Regions from separate parts of the Homo sapiens genome. Here regions 2 and 3 are each linked to region 1. Evidence: chromatin contacts called from ENCODE Hi-C or POLR2A ChIA-PET data. All regions are on one chromosome and are shown on one strand. Each heading gives the region's core, a stretch centred on a gene start or an enhancer-like site at or near the end of the contact. The rest is flanking DNA. Distances are from core to core; before and after follow the strand shown. Region 1 holds the start of NAALADL2-AS2 (NAALADL2 antisense RNA 2). Region 2 holds the start of NAALADL2 (N-acetylated alpha-linked acidic dipeptidase like 2). Region 3 overlaps NAALADL2 (N-acetylated alpha-linked acidic dipeptidase like 2).

Region 1 (4,916 bases), core at 1,207-3,706:
TGACAAAAATATTTTTGTTTATATCCTTGTTCTATAGAAGTCCTTTTCTATTTTTAAAATTTTATTTATTGTTTTATTTTTTAAACTTTTTGGTTAAAAACTAAGAAACACAGACACTTTAGCCAAGGCCTACACAGGGTCTGGATCAGTATCACTGTCTTCCACCTCCATGTCTTGTCCCACTGGAAGTTTTTCAGGGACAGTAACATGCATGGAGCTGTCATCTCCTATGATAACAATACCTTCTTCTGAAATGCCTCCTGAAAGATCTGACTTGAGGTTGTTTTACAGTTAACTATTTAATTTTTTTTTTTTTTTTGAGACGGTCTCCCTCTGTCACCCAGGCTGAAATGCAGTGGCATGATCTCAGCTCACTACAACCTCTGTCTCCCAGGTTCAAGCGATCCTCTTGCCTCAGCCTCCCAAGTAGCTAGGATTACAGATGTGTGCCACCATGCCTGACTAATATTTGTATTTTCAGTAGAGACGGGATTTCACCATGTTGACCGGGCTGGTCTTGAACTCCTAGCCTCAAGTGATCCATTCCCCTCAGCCTCCCAAAATGCTGAGATTACAGGTGTGAGCCACAGCACCTGACCAAAATTTATTTTATATATAAGTAGGAGAAGTACACTCTAAAATAGCAAAAATATACATAGTATAGTAAATACACAAACCACTAATATAGTTGATTATTATCAAGTGTGTACATAATTGCATGTGCTATACTTTTATACAATTGGCAGGGCAGTAAGTTTGTTGACAGCAGCATCACCACAAACATGTAAGTAATATGTTGCACTACAACGTTAGGACACTCTGATGTCACTTGCTGATAGGAAAATTTCAGCTCCGTTATAATCTTACGTGACCGCTGTTGTGTACGGGATCATTCCTTGACCAAAATGACCTGTGCGGAGCCACGACTTTGTCTGTATGACGCTAGTTTACTTTCAGATACACACTCTCAGGTAAACACTCCTTATCTTCCTAAAAATTCCTGTATAAGTAGGATGGTCACTGCTGTATGGTAAGTAACTGCTTCTCAGGGAGTTTGAATGTCTTATCCAATGTTGTACATTTATTTTTCAGAGAGCTAGTGCTGTTATTCCAAACCTAGGGCTCTTTATGATCCTCGCAGTTTGTTTATTTATTTGTGTTTATGAATAAATATTTAAGATAGCTTCTCTCAGTATTAGCACCATTGTGCCTTCAATCATGGTTCTTTACTACCAAACAAATATGTTTTCAGATTACTTTCACATGGTTCAGAATGAGAGAGATACACAGAGAAAGATAAAGGAAATGTAAGAAAATTAATAACTGGTGAAGTCAGGTAATAAATATGTGAGAATTTATCATACTATATTTTTCATTTCTATTAAAATCCTTAAAATAAAAATTTTCAAAATAAATAAATGTGGGGGGAAAAGCAGCCAGGATTCCCAACAACTGCCTGAAAATGCCTCTAACCATTTTAGCATTAATTTAGCTTATTTGCTTCCCCCATGGGAGCTGATTGAGTGGTTACAATACATGCTTTCAATTTGGACAAGATTTCTCATTTATGTGGAGAGTGTTTCAGTCCACTTCTGCCCTTAGTCAATCAAGCATACTAATCAGAGGATTCAGACTCACCAATTTAGCTGTCCAAAGCCCAACTTGACTTAAGGGGTGAAAAATATCACTTGATATTCTCCCTGCAGAGTATGGTAAAAATCAACTAGTAGGTTGGATATGGTCATTACGGTTAAATCACTCTTCATCCAAACTGACTGATTTTTTATATTTTTATCAGATTACTGACAGCCAGGGAGACATAGCCTCAGGCACCTAAACAAAAGAATGCTGAATGTGAATTGCTGTTGAATTTGTTCCCAACCAGAGTGCTGGTGAAACCACAGGGCAATTGTATATCGGAGCTCATTTATTATGAGCAAAGAGTTCTCATTAACTTCTCCGGGAAAATGTTGCCATTAAATCTTATCTTGAATGAGAAGAATTTGTAACTTGAAAATGTTTATGAATATTTCATAAGAATCGTCTTAGGGTGCGTGCTTGTGTGTGATAGCCTGGCAAAGGTTGACAGATATGTGGAATACTGTAATGACTTGATGGATGCATATGGAATGTTTAATGGAAAAAGTGAAAAGTGCCTGCTGGGCCTCTGTAAACCTCTTCCAGTATAGTACTGATTTTACTGTGCTGTCAACAAAATCCTCACAAAAAGAAATAGTTTGTGAGTAAATGAATTGAAAATGACAGGATTATTTTATTGCACTAAATAGGCCTATAAGAAATATGTTTGGGATTAAGGGTTAGTTTTTCATTCTGTATTTATTTTTATTAAAACACATTTTAAAAATTCATATATGTATAAAGGAGTTCTTAATGAATAGGCATGCACATTTACTTACTGCTTTGATGTCTCAAAATCCCTGAGGAATTTCACCAAGTTTCACAGTAACAGGGGGATATGAGTAGTTTGGCAATAGAGCAGCAAAGTCTATGAGAATCATAAGGATATCAAAGAAGAAAACAAAAGTTACTGATTTAATCTTAGAGAAAGAAAAAGATATACAAAAGTGGAAAAATAATTTTTTCCCAAGCATTGTTTATTGGTAGATTATCAAGTTTGGTTTGGTTTGCTCTATTTTAAAATGATAGAATAAATTTAGAAATAGATTTAAAAAAAATTGATGGATTAGGAAAACGTGAATTATTTAATTGAGAGTTTTTAAATCTGTTACAAAAAAAGCCTGAGAAGAAAGTCAAGCACAGTCTTCATGCACATGAAAGAGTATTTGTGGGTTATAAAATTAGGACCTTTTCCAATTTTTGCAAAAGTTAAAGCTATAAAATAGGCACTTAGGCCGGTGTGGTGGCTCACATCTGTAATCCCAGCACTTTGGCAGGCCGAGGTGGGTGGATCACCTGAGGTCAGGAGCTCGAGACCAGCCTGGCCAAGATGGTGAAACCCCATTTCTACTAAAAATACAAAAATTCGCCGGGTGTGGTGGCGCACGCCTGTAATCCCAGCTACTCAGGAGGCTGAGACAGGGCAATCATTTGAACAAGGGGGGAGGCAGAGGTTGCAGTGAGCCGAGGTCGTGCCACTGCACTCCTGCCTGGGTGACAGAGTGAGACTTCGTCTCAAAGTAAATTAAATTAAATTAAAAAGCCGCCACTTAAATTGTGCAAAGTATATTAAGATTACCCATAAATAATCTTATAAAATAAGACTGATTAAATACTGGAAAAACTTCCAAAGATGGCTGTCCCTGTCTGTTTTTAGAAATTCTAGAATATCTAATGAATTATATAATATTTCCTGATTCCTTTTAAAATTAATTAGGTATATTTAGTATATGTTGCATACTAGCCATCCACCCTTCTCTTTAGATCACGTTAGCCCCTGGTAAGAAGAAAACTTCCAAACAAAAAGTAAGAAGCCCAGAACGTTACCACATATTAGTGATGGTTTTGTGACCTAAGAGACTAAGGAGTTTGTCATTTTTAGACATCGATGGACTAATTCAATTCATTCCAGTAAGAGAGAAGATGTTAGACATTTTCATTTAACTTATGGCAAATTCTATACTTTTTAAAAAATCTGCTCCAGAAATGCATCTGTCTAACAAGCATCTTTATTTAAAAGAAACAAAGAAAATTTTGTTGGTATTTTGTTAAGAAAATGAGTTTATCATATTAAACTCCCAAGAAAATTATGTGAAGTGAGTATTATTCTTTATTTTAAAAATGAGGACTGTGTAGGTCTCAAGGAATCTTTGTGACAGAGTTAAGATTAATTGGTTTAGTGGAACTGATTACCATAGACCCTGATTTCTGTTAATAGCCATGTTTATCATCTTAATGTGAAATTTGCTTTAAGCAATTTATTCAATCACACAAATGTATGATGCATTGAACCGGCTACATTTGACATCAGATAAATATTGAGGTTTGAGAGGCTCACTTATGCTATAATATGTCACCCCAGGTACAGCCCTCTCTATCCCACAAAATAGTTTAAATTATTATTTTTTAATGTAGACAATAAATTTGAAAAGATTTGAAAATCATATAATATACTTCCCATTTCTCATATCAAATGAGATAATTCTGGGTCTACAAAAACCTGAAGCTGTAGGTTATTTAATCTGTTATCTTGGGTTATTTATCTGACTTAAGGTAAGGAACCTGATATTTTACTTTTAAGTATAACCTTTTCTAATAGAAGGGAAAATCAAAGATTAAAATAGTTGTAGCAAAAATAAATATAATTATGGCAATATAGCAATAACATATTAATGGCAATAATAACATGCAGATAAACTACAAATCAAGATAAAAGGAACAAAATCCGATTTATATTTAATCTTGAGTATTTTTCATTGATGTACTAAATATTTAGTCCATTTAAAATCAAGTTTATGTAATTTTAGAGTCCTATTTAATTATTTTAATATATGTTTCATTTCTAATTGCAAAACATTAGGTTTCATGGAAGCAACATTATTTATAATTTGCCTCTAGGTTTATGAATATATATGAACATGAATGCTTATTGTAGGTTGCAATATAAGTGTTTCATAGAATGCTGCAGTTGTTTGTGTATTTATGTTCTCTTACAATTTATCTCCACACATATGCCTACAGACATGACAAATTGACCTTCCTTATTCACCAGATATTAATTTGGTAGCATATTTGCAAGTAACCAAGGCAATTTATCTTTCTACAAGTATTTCATTTTAAAGTGTTCTATTATAATGAAAATATCTTATTCTGAACCAATACCAAGGATTTTTCAATTGCTACTCTAGGTTACCTTCCATGTTAGTATCTTCCATTCTTCATTCATTTAGTAAAGATTACCAACAGAGTTTATGTATTATACGTTCTTAAATTTAATA
Region 2 (4,916 bases), core at 1,364-3,863, 410 kb before region 1:
AGGAAAGAAAATTTTATTGAGGTTTCCAAGATCTACTGTAAGAACATACCTTCTATTTGTAAAATTGTGAAGAAGGAAAGAGAAATCTGTGCTAGTTTAAGCTGTCACACCTCAGACTGCAAAAGTTACAGCCACGGTGTGTGATAATTGCTTAGTTAAGATGGAAAAGGCATTAAATTTGTGGGTGGAAGATATGAACACAAATGTGTTCCGATTGATGTCATTTGGGTTTGGTACTATATGTGGTTCAAGCATTCACTAAGGGTCTTGGAATGTATTCTCCTGAGGTTAAGGGGGCCTACTGTACCTATAATATAATGTGACAAGAGCCATGGTGAAATGAAAAGTTTAGAATTGTTAAGGGGTGTCTGGGAGCACAAGGAAGGGACCTGAACTCAGACTGAATTCAACAAGAATTTCTGCATATGAATTCAGCAAAAGGGAGGTGAAGAAGTTTTTTAGGCATGTGCAAAACTCACCAGGTATGTTAAAAAACGTCCTGGAAGAAATTTTCCAGGCATGCACAAAGACCCAGAAGGAGAAAGAAAATATGTGTGCACATGGCACTTTATTAGTATTGCAACTGATTCTTTTCTACTCAATCAGTATTTATGTTACTTTCTGTGAACTTACGAACTTAAGACCTTTCTGGTGTTTATATTTGTATGGATTTTTTGTTATCGTTTAAGAATAGGACTTCTCTATTCCACTTTCATCGTAATTTACCACATGCTATAATTCAGCTCATAGATAATGGGTGCTTTATAACTGTTATTGACTAATTTCAGTGCCTGGGGCAGGTCTGTAAATATATTTCCAAGTTTGTCATAATGAGTGAGGATTGATATGTGTGTTGGTCCTTTTAAAGTGAAGTAAGAATGTGATGATTACAGTGTTTTATTGGCAAACATTCAATTTCAAGTTACTGTTGGTAAAGTATGTAGCATGGTGTGTATATATATATATTACAGTATGCAATTGCTATAGGCAAAGGGTTATTCTATTCTGGAGCAAACCACAACCCAGATTTTAAATCAGAGGCTCCTGGCATTATAAAGAGAGAATGGGTTTTCAATGGTCCAGCTCCCTCATAGAAGAAACTGAGACCTAGAGAGGTAATAAATGAAAGAGACAACTCCCAATTGCAATCAGAAATTTTTAATGTCATGTTTGCCTTTATTTCTAATACTTTTGAGAAAAACTGTTGTTTGACATTTCTGTACTTTACACAACTTATATAGTCAATTTTTACATTAGTAAGCTAGCACACATAATATATAGATTTTTTCAAATTAAAAAGCAATGGATTATAAAGAAAGGAGCTTGAGCTTCATATACATATATATGTGTGTAACTACAGCCTATATATATATATTAGCTGCAGACTAATAAAAATGTTTTTATATATTATATATTTGAATATAATAATATGTAATTATTACAATATTAAATATATAATATATAATTTGTAAAATATTAATATATATGAATATGAATATATATTTATATTCATTTATTTACTAGTCTAACTACAGCCAAAGTTAAGGATTTCTAGAGGGAAGAAAGTGGAGATTGTTTTTTATTCTAGGTGCCTTATGGGGGACAAAGCTTAAATAAATTGCCTTAATTCTGTGATATCTTTGCTTTCTCACATACAAATGAATATTTAAAGATACGTCTCCAATTTGTTGCTCTTGTTTGCTGGGAATTATTTTTGTTGAGTCACAACAGTTAATCTAAGTTAATATTCACCATGCTTCTATTCAAAAGGCAATGCAAATATCATGACTCTCCTTTTACAAATGAGGACCTTGAGGCAACTCAGGATTAGGTTGAACAGTTTTTTTCAGGTCTCTCAGTTAATAAGTTGCATAACTGATGTCAGTACATGATCTGGGACATCAATGCTGCAGTTCAGCATTCATTCCACTCATCAGAAGAACAAGAGGGAGAGAAGGAAGAAGAAGGAAAAGGAAGAGGAAAATTAGAAATTGTTTTTTGTTTATTGTCCATTATTCACAGTGTTTAGCACAGCCATACATTAGTGTTTTCAATCTTCGTACTAATCATACATACTTCATACATACTAGATATTATTCTATTTTATAGTTTAGGAAACTGAGTCTCAAAGAAGTTATATTCTTTGCTTACAGTCACACAGCAAGTATTAGAGATAATCCAAAACTTGTCTTCACACTGCTGCACAAAACTGACTCTGAGCTGTTCCTTATTTCCCTATGGTTTAAAAAATAAATGTCGTGTAATACACTTTAAATTTGATTTCTGTAGGAAAAGTAGATTAGAAACACTCAAAAACAAAGAAACCAAACTCTGTGAAGCTTGGTGTACTGGTAATATCAATGCTCTTTTAGGGGAAAATATAAATATGTTTCTGGACTAAAGTGAAAGTAGAGAATTAAAAGTTTATATCAAAACTGAAACAAAGCAATGTTTTGTGAAGTACACTTTAATAGCCATACAGTGGATCAAAAGATATGATCTCACTTCATAGTAAAACAGGTCCTGCAAGCCCAGGTAACTCAGGAAGCAGAATGGTAATTATTCACAGAAGAAAGCAGGTAGTATACTGTTACAATACTACAGTAGAAAGTCAGAAGGTCACAAAGCTTGCAGGGTAAGTGACACAACTTGAAACTGCTTGGCCCTCTTTAAAAAGAAATAATAAAATGGGAGAGAATGAAGCAAGTTTACCTAACACGTCTTTGCAAGGTAAGTACCAACAGCCTATGAACTTTTCACTTTTCACAATCAGAAACTTAAGCAGTGTTGATTACAAAGTCTGTGTGTTTCTGTGTATGCACACACGCATCCCTGCATGCATGTTCAGGTGCCCTGGCCCTGTTTTTAAGGTGTTTTCTGCGAGCGAGAAAAGAGGTGGAGATTGTTGATTCAGAGGAAGCATGTTTTCTCAGTTGTTTACAAAGACTCAGGCAACACAGAATCACAAATTTGGGGGACCCGTGGAGGGTATGGAAAGCTTTATCCTTAATCCCCAGTATAATGTTGGAGAAATGGTATAACCAACTTCCAGTGCATTTTCATGTTGGACCTTTTCCAACATTAACAGAACCTTGATTTTTGTCTCTACCTGTGGAGTGTTTATTGGTAATTAAGTTTTGCCATCTCTGGAGTTTACCAGCTCAGTTTCCCTGTAATTAATATAACCACTTTTTAAAAGGTAGAAAACAGGGGAACATGGGCGAGCCTATCAGTTAGGAGGCTGTGATTTATTTCACAGGTGTTGCTTAATCAGATACCTTTGTCCTTTGAAAGGACTGGCTTTGTTGACATTGGCTTGACTAGGCATCTCTGGTTAGAGGCTTGTTCACCGAAACAAATTTAAGGTCGCTCACATTTCACATTTTTGGGTAACAAAAGTTATTTCTTAAAGAAGAAAAAGAAAGTAGATATTGGGCCTAATCAATATTTGTTATAGACTTCTAGAATACCATGAGATCACATAGATCTGCATGATCCTAAAAATATATCACCTATTTTATAGTTAAATTATATTTTTCTTTCATTTCTTTAATCTTTTCTCTACATAGCCTGCTTAAGAATCCCCGTATCTTTTTTTATCTCTGTATATTTCCTAAAAATCTTTCTTGAAATACTGTGTAAAATGCTACTATAAAGCATTTTTAATTTAAAAGATTAATTTCAAAAGTCATGTAATAAATTCTATTGAAGAAAAACAGTAAGGTAAAAGGCTCATTTAGCATAATGAGAATCATTTATTTCTATGTGTCTTATGGACAAATGGTATTATGTACAAGATTATAACATATTCCTTATTTGTCTCTAATATTTTTCATTGGAAAGTATATGGGAAGCCTCTAGTTTGTTCCAATTGTGCATATGATAATGATTTTACATTAAATGTTTATTACTGTTTGGCAACCACCTAAATAGCCTATTCTAGGCTGTGTGGGTGCATCACCTGTCTGTATTCAGCGATCAAAATAAACTAAGGAGTAACCAGGCCTCTTTCCATTTCACTCATTATCCCTCTTTGTGTTAGGATCATGGGTAATATTTTTTTAATTGAATCCCAGATTGTGTATACATTTTGTTGTTGTTTCTTTCTTTTTCTCTGGTGCTTTTTATGTATATTATGTTTCTGGTAATACATATGTTTCACTGTGTAAGGATAGCCTTCCCTTTCCCCTATCCATATATATGTATAAAACTACAATTATTTTCAGAATTATTAATCAGAAAACCATGCACAAAATTCAACACAAGTGATATAGTAAATAATTTGAATGGTGTGCTTTAAGTTCAAGAACAGTGTGCCTAATCTTTAAGCCTTTTGTAGTTGGGTAAAACTTGTGAAATCAGTTATATACTAGGGAGTTTTTGTTTGTATACTCTGAAAACTTTTCAATAAAATATTTATTCTCTTCTGATCTTATTCATGTTTAAATGTATCCTTGGTAGGTCTGTAAATATTTCAGATCTATCTTCTTGGAGTATTGAAGTGCTTCCCTACCAGTTATATTTGCATCAAGATTCTTAAGAGCACCTATTAATCAAGTGAGGGTTAAAAAGAACCGATGGTAGTTCAGTTGTTGGTTTCGTTTCTGGATTTCTTTACATTATAAAGGCAATGGAATGCCTTAACATTTTTCTGTTGTCTGTGATACCCTGTCCAAAATCTGAAATTGAGTTTCAAAATGACCAAAGTGAATGAAAAGTTATTTTCTAGTGTTCAATTTCACCTTTGACTTAATGACATTTATAAAAAATTCTGAGGTTCTTTCAAATAATACTCATTGTCAGCTCCACTTACAAACGGATGTTCTTTAGTGGAAATAACTATGTTAAAATAATATGTTTTGTATATTAAACATGTGGATGACTTACGTGTTTTGACTATGAGGATAATATATTAT
Region 3 (4,916 bases), core at 1,107-3,606, 320 kb before region 1:
CACAAGATTACATGTTCAGTTATCCCAACCCTTGCAAAGGAAAATTTATAAGCCTTCCTGGAAAAGCAGAGCTGAAGATTGCTGTTTTATGGTTTCACTTTGATCAAATTTATAGGCATAATCTGAATATGACCTTTTTCTAAGATTAACAGTTCCTTCCTTAAGTGCTGACCATGGTTAGGAATGGTAGTATTGTAATTTGAATTTTTAAAAATTCCCTGGAAAGTACTATTCTTTTCAAGACATAAGAAGAATGTGGGACTCTCAGTGAAAATGGAATTTAGGAATGATGCTAATAGTTCTTCTTTATAAATTTATTATTCTTGGGAAAAAAAACACTGATAACTTTTAAGAAATCTTTTATTTTTTTTCTTTGGTCTTCTAGTATACAGGTTTTAAAAAAAAATCCACATGAATAGTGATATATATACAGACACACACACACACATACTGACACATATACACACACATACACATATGTGCACACATTCTTCTGTATGTACATATTCTGTTGTCAGTGGTGTCTAAATTATTATAATTATTATTTCAAAGACTTGCACTGAGCTTTATTTTCTAATAACAAATATATTTTATTTTGGTAAACTTGCTGCCATTTTAGTAACTAATATTTAATTTTGCTGTATACCTACATAGATGTAAATATAGTTATGAACTGCTATTTTTAACATTTTATATAATTATATTTAATTAGACATGTAACACCTTTGACACGAAACTTGACATATTGTTAATTTTTGCCAGTTAAACCCGTAACTAAATTTAATTCTTTAAAATACAAAATGTTTCCTGAAATGTCATTAGGGCATTCTTACACATAAATATATTCATGGAGGCCCATATAGAACTTATTTATTTATTTATTTATTTATTTATTTTTGAGATGGAGTCTTGCTCTGTCGCCCAGACTGGAGTGCATTGGCTTGATCTCCGCTCACTGCAACTTCCACCTCCCGGGTTGAAGCAGTTCTCTTGCCTCAGCCTCCCTAGTAGCTGGGACTATAGGCGTGTGCCACCAAACCCGGCTAATTTTTGTAATTTTAGTAGAGACGGGGTTTCACCATGTTGGCCAGGCTGGTCTTGAACTCCTGACCTCAGGTGATCCACCCGCCTCGGCCTCTCAAAGTGCTGGGATTACAGGCGTGAGCCACCACGCCTGGCAAGAATTTATTTTTTTATGAATGTTGAATTTATCAGATGTCACTAAAGATAACTTTTGTCTGGTACTTTATTGTGACTATTACTACTTAACCAATCTTCCTAAAACTGAGTGTCACAACACAGTCATTTTATTATCTTTCATGGCTTCTATGGGACAGGAATTTGGACACAGAACAATAAAGATGGCTTTTCTTTCTTCCATGATGTCAGGGGTCTCTTCTGGGAAGATTTGATGGCTGTGGTGACTCAAAAACTGGGGGCTGGAATCATCTAGGGCTGTCTGCACTGATGTATTTGTCCATTGATACTGGTTTTAGACTGAGTCCTCATCTGGACTGTCAGTTGAAACACTTACTGTCTTAGTTCTTTCAGGCTGCTATAAGAAAATATGATAGACTGGGTGACTTATAAACAACAGAAATTTTATTTCTCCCAATTCTGGAGGCAGGGAAGTCCAAGATCAAGGTGCTGGTGAATTTGATGTCTGGTGAAGGCCCACTTCCTCATACACAGTTGTCTTCTCACTCTAGCCTCACATGGCAGAAGAGAAAGGGGTCTCTCTGGTGCTTCTTTTATAAAGACACAAATTCCTTTTATGAGTTCTCTACCCTCTTGACCTAATCATCTCCCAAAGATCCCACCCTCTTGACCTAGTCATTCCCCAAAGATCCTACCTCCTACTACCATCACCCTGGGGGTGATTATTTCAGCATAGGAATTTGGGGGAAACATAAACATTCAGGCCATAGCTCTTACCCATAGCCCTTCAAATGGGCTTTCTCACAACACCCAGTAGGGTTTCAGGTGCAAGTGTCCCCAGAAAGCCAATTGGAATCTATTTTACCTGTTACGACCTAGCCTCGAAAGTCACATAATATCACTTCTGCCATGGTTGCAAGCCTGCCCAGTTCCAAGGGGTGGGGAGGGTTGTCCCTGATACCATCTCTTAGTAGGTAGAGTGTCAAAGTCACACAGTGTAATGGGGGATATTGTTGCAGCCATCATTGAAAAATATAATTTTTTATATTGGTGTAAAAAAAACAAATTCAGTAATCAGCTATTATTGGCTTTTAATATATTTCACACTACATTGACTTTAGTTCCATCTGCAACCTCAGAATTTGGACCAGGACCAACATCACAAATGAGCCATACTATAAACACGGAACACCATTGCACTATGCCCTTTACAAAGGAATGTTAGTATAATCTTACAATTCACTGCAGAGAAATGATCAGTGTTCTGTCCTTTTAGGACATGGCCAAAGAAAACAAACAAAGTTACCCTTAGCTACAGTAGCTAAACATTCAACAACAGAATATGTCTTCACTGCTATTCGGAAGAAGAAGTGTGGAGCAAGAGTAATACTAATATGTGCCAAATAATAGCATATTGAGATAACTATCCATTCCCAGATTCTCTGTGCTCCTTTTTGTGCACTGGTCTTGAGCAGCAGTTCTCAAGATTGTTATCCATTGTCTATTTGCATTGGAACCATTGAGGGCAGGTCTAAGCAAACTACAGCCAGCAGATCAAATCCAGCCTGGTCAGTTTTTTATGACCCGGTTTGCTAAGTATTGGTTTCCTATTTTTAAAGGAGTACAAAAAACAATCAATGACAACAAAATAAAAATAAGAGACAGAGAATACCAAAGTTTAAAATATCTACTATCTGTCCCTTTACAGAGAAACTTTGGTCGCCCCCAGATCTTACATACTTGATGAAAGTGTAGAGTCCTTGGTTTTACCAAGGACTCTACAAACCTACTGAATATGAATTGAGAGTAGGGAGTAGATTTTGGGAATCTGCATCTCTGAAGAGTTCCCAAAAGTTTTATAATACCTGGTATATCTTGAGAATCACAAATTTTGGTTGTCCACAAATCCTTGGAAATATGCTTGGTTTGACTAATTTGACCAATGCATTGATTTTCATTGTTATACTTTGCTGTGTAAAACATACATATACATGATTCTATTCATCACAGTAGATTTTGTGTCATAGCCAAAAAACAATGAGTTGATAATCAAGTGAGCACTATTTTTCTAAAAAAGCTAGGATCCTTTTTAAATCTGGGCTTTGATACTTTTGAAATGTTTTTGAACTATATATGGTGTTCTTGAAGAGTTCAAAGCCTTTTTTTAAAATAGTCATCCTAGAAAATTATTCCCCCAAATAGTAAGGTTGTGCACAACTTTGTTTTAATTGTCAATAATTTGAAACAATTTTAGCATGCCACTATAAAAGGCTAGTCAAACAATTCATATTTGTAATATGACATACTTAGCATCATAAAAGTAGCATTTTACAAAAATAATAAAATAGAAATATGGTCAAACTGAAAATTAAGGAGCTTACAAAATAATTTGTAATTTAATTTCATTTGAATCAAATAGCTATTAACATTTGTATGTTTATATCTATCTCTTTATTCATCTATGTATCTAGCTATTTATCTCTTTTCCTCTCTACTTGTCTCTTTAGATAAAGGATGGAAGGACAGAGAAAAAGATAAAGGACAGAAGGATGTGCTGGTGTCATTAGCAAACATGCCAATCTGTATTTTTCACATTTCTATTTCTGTAATAAAGAAAAATAATTTTACATAAAAAGAGAATAATGCTTAAAATTTCAAATTACATCATTTCCTGCAATGAAGACCTATACAACCCTATTTTAGTTAGAAAGTATTCCATACTTCATATTTGGAATAATACCTTCATGAGTCATGTTAAGTTGGGATGTAAATGTAGCAAAAATACCTTCATGAGTCATGTTAAGTTGAGACGTGAATGTAATTCTCAGGAGGCAAGAATAAATCGTTAGCTTTTTCCATTAGAACAGCAAACTAGGGACAGCCTTCTAAATGATATGGTAAGAAAGAACCTGCAAGCTCACATTATGAACAAATATGCTGACAGATACGACTCAACTAAAATGATCAAAAAAAGAGAAAATAGGCGGAGTGAATTTATTATCTCCAAAGTATAGAGAGGTTATGCTTGAAAGGGTATTTTATGCTGATCCTAATCTGTGTTCTCCTTCCCTTCTTTCTCTAAATCTTTTTAATTTTAATTGATAGTAGATGGTGAGGCAATATATGTTTAGGTAAAGTTAATATAAAGAGTTCAGGTAATAAAACAAAAGTTGTGCCTAAGTGCTTTTATATTCTTTTTACTTGTCGATAGACGCCTTCAACTTTAAATGTTGTAATCAATATAACTTTGTGTTGCATCATCCTTCCTGCAATATGTCTAGCAAAATACTTCAAAATATTTTACAAATACTTGCTGGTTAAATGTTATTTTTCTATTATTACCCCCACTCTGTTCTTACTGCCATAATTTCTCTTTCCTTAAAACCACTAGTGATGTCCTGTATTATTCAACATTGATTTATAGCCTTGGTCTGTTATTATTCCCCTATATCAAACCCTTTATTCCAAGCATACCAAGCTCTTCAGTTTTCTAAACCTAAGATAATTTTGTGTTACTCTATGCCTCTGAACATGCTTTTTCTCTTATCTCTGTTGCCTTCCCCTGTCTAATTCATTAGGCAAACTCTTATTCATTTCCAAGGCCAAAGATCAAACACTTGTTCTGTAAAATTTTATTTGCTACATACTACATCTTTGGTACAACTAAATCTCCAGACCCGTCAGATCCTAATTTGTGATACCACTATGGTAATCTGTTCATCTTTCTAACATAGTTCTTATCATATTACATTGCACTA

What was found. Hi-C counts contacts between places; a loop is a spot of excess contacts on that map. ChIA-PET counts read pairs that join two places held with the same protein, here RNA polymerase II (POLR2A). Pooled maps may share reads with other maps.
Region 2: a loop to region 1 is called in a pooled map, with 2.7 times the contacts of the local background. The contact joins the promoter of NAALADL2 here to the promoter of NAALADL2-AS2 in region 1. A Hi-C loop is called at or near these places in 1 of 168 maps with a recorded cell type or tissue (Calu3) and 1 of 50 pooled maps.
Region 3: a loop to region 1 is called in a map of IMR-90, with 4 times the contacts of the local background. The contact joins the enhancer-like site here to the promoter of NAALADL2-AS2 in region 1. A Hi-C loop is called at or near these places in 3 of 168 maps with a recorded cell type or tissue (Calu3, IMR-90 and chondrocyte). POLR2A ChIA-PET finds 5 or more read pairs at or near these places in 2 of 52 experiments (A673 and AG04449).

Annotation. Positions count from the first base shown.
Region 1 is chr3:175,268,640-175,273,555 of GRCh38, forward strand. NAALADL2-AS2 (NAALADL2 antisense RNA 2) reads right to left here and starts at 2,457. Exons shown (of 3, transcript NR_046713.1): 1 at 2,418-2,457. The region is part of intron 4 of NAALADL2 (N-acetylated alpha-linked acidic dipeptidase like 2); the gene reads left to right.
Region 2 is chr3:174,856,721-174,861,636 of GRCh38, forward strand. NAALADL2 (N-acetylated alpha-linked acidic dipeptidase like 2) reads left to right here and starts at 2,614. Exons shown (of 14, transcript NM_207015.3): 1 at 2,614-2,730. The coding sequence starts at 2,688.
Region 3 is chr3:174,947,297-174,952,212 of GRCh38, forward strand. All of the region lies in intron 1 of NAALADL2 (N-acetylated alpha-linked acidic dipeptidase like 2), which reads left to right. Among named protein-coding and RNA genes, the nearest start is that of NAALADL2, 90 kb to the left of the region's middle. Within about 2 kb of position 2,357, at least 2 of the 41 ENCODE cell types and tissues checked have a DNase peak (open chromatin) inside an H3K27ac peak, as active enhancers do.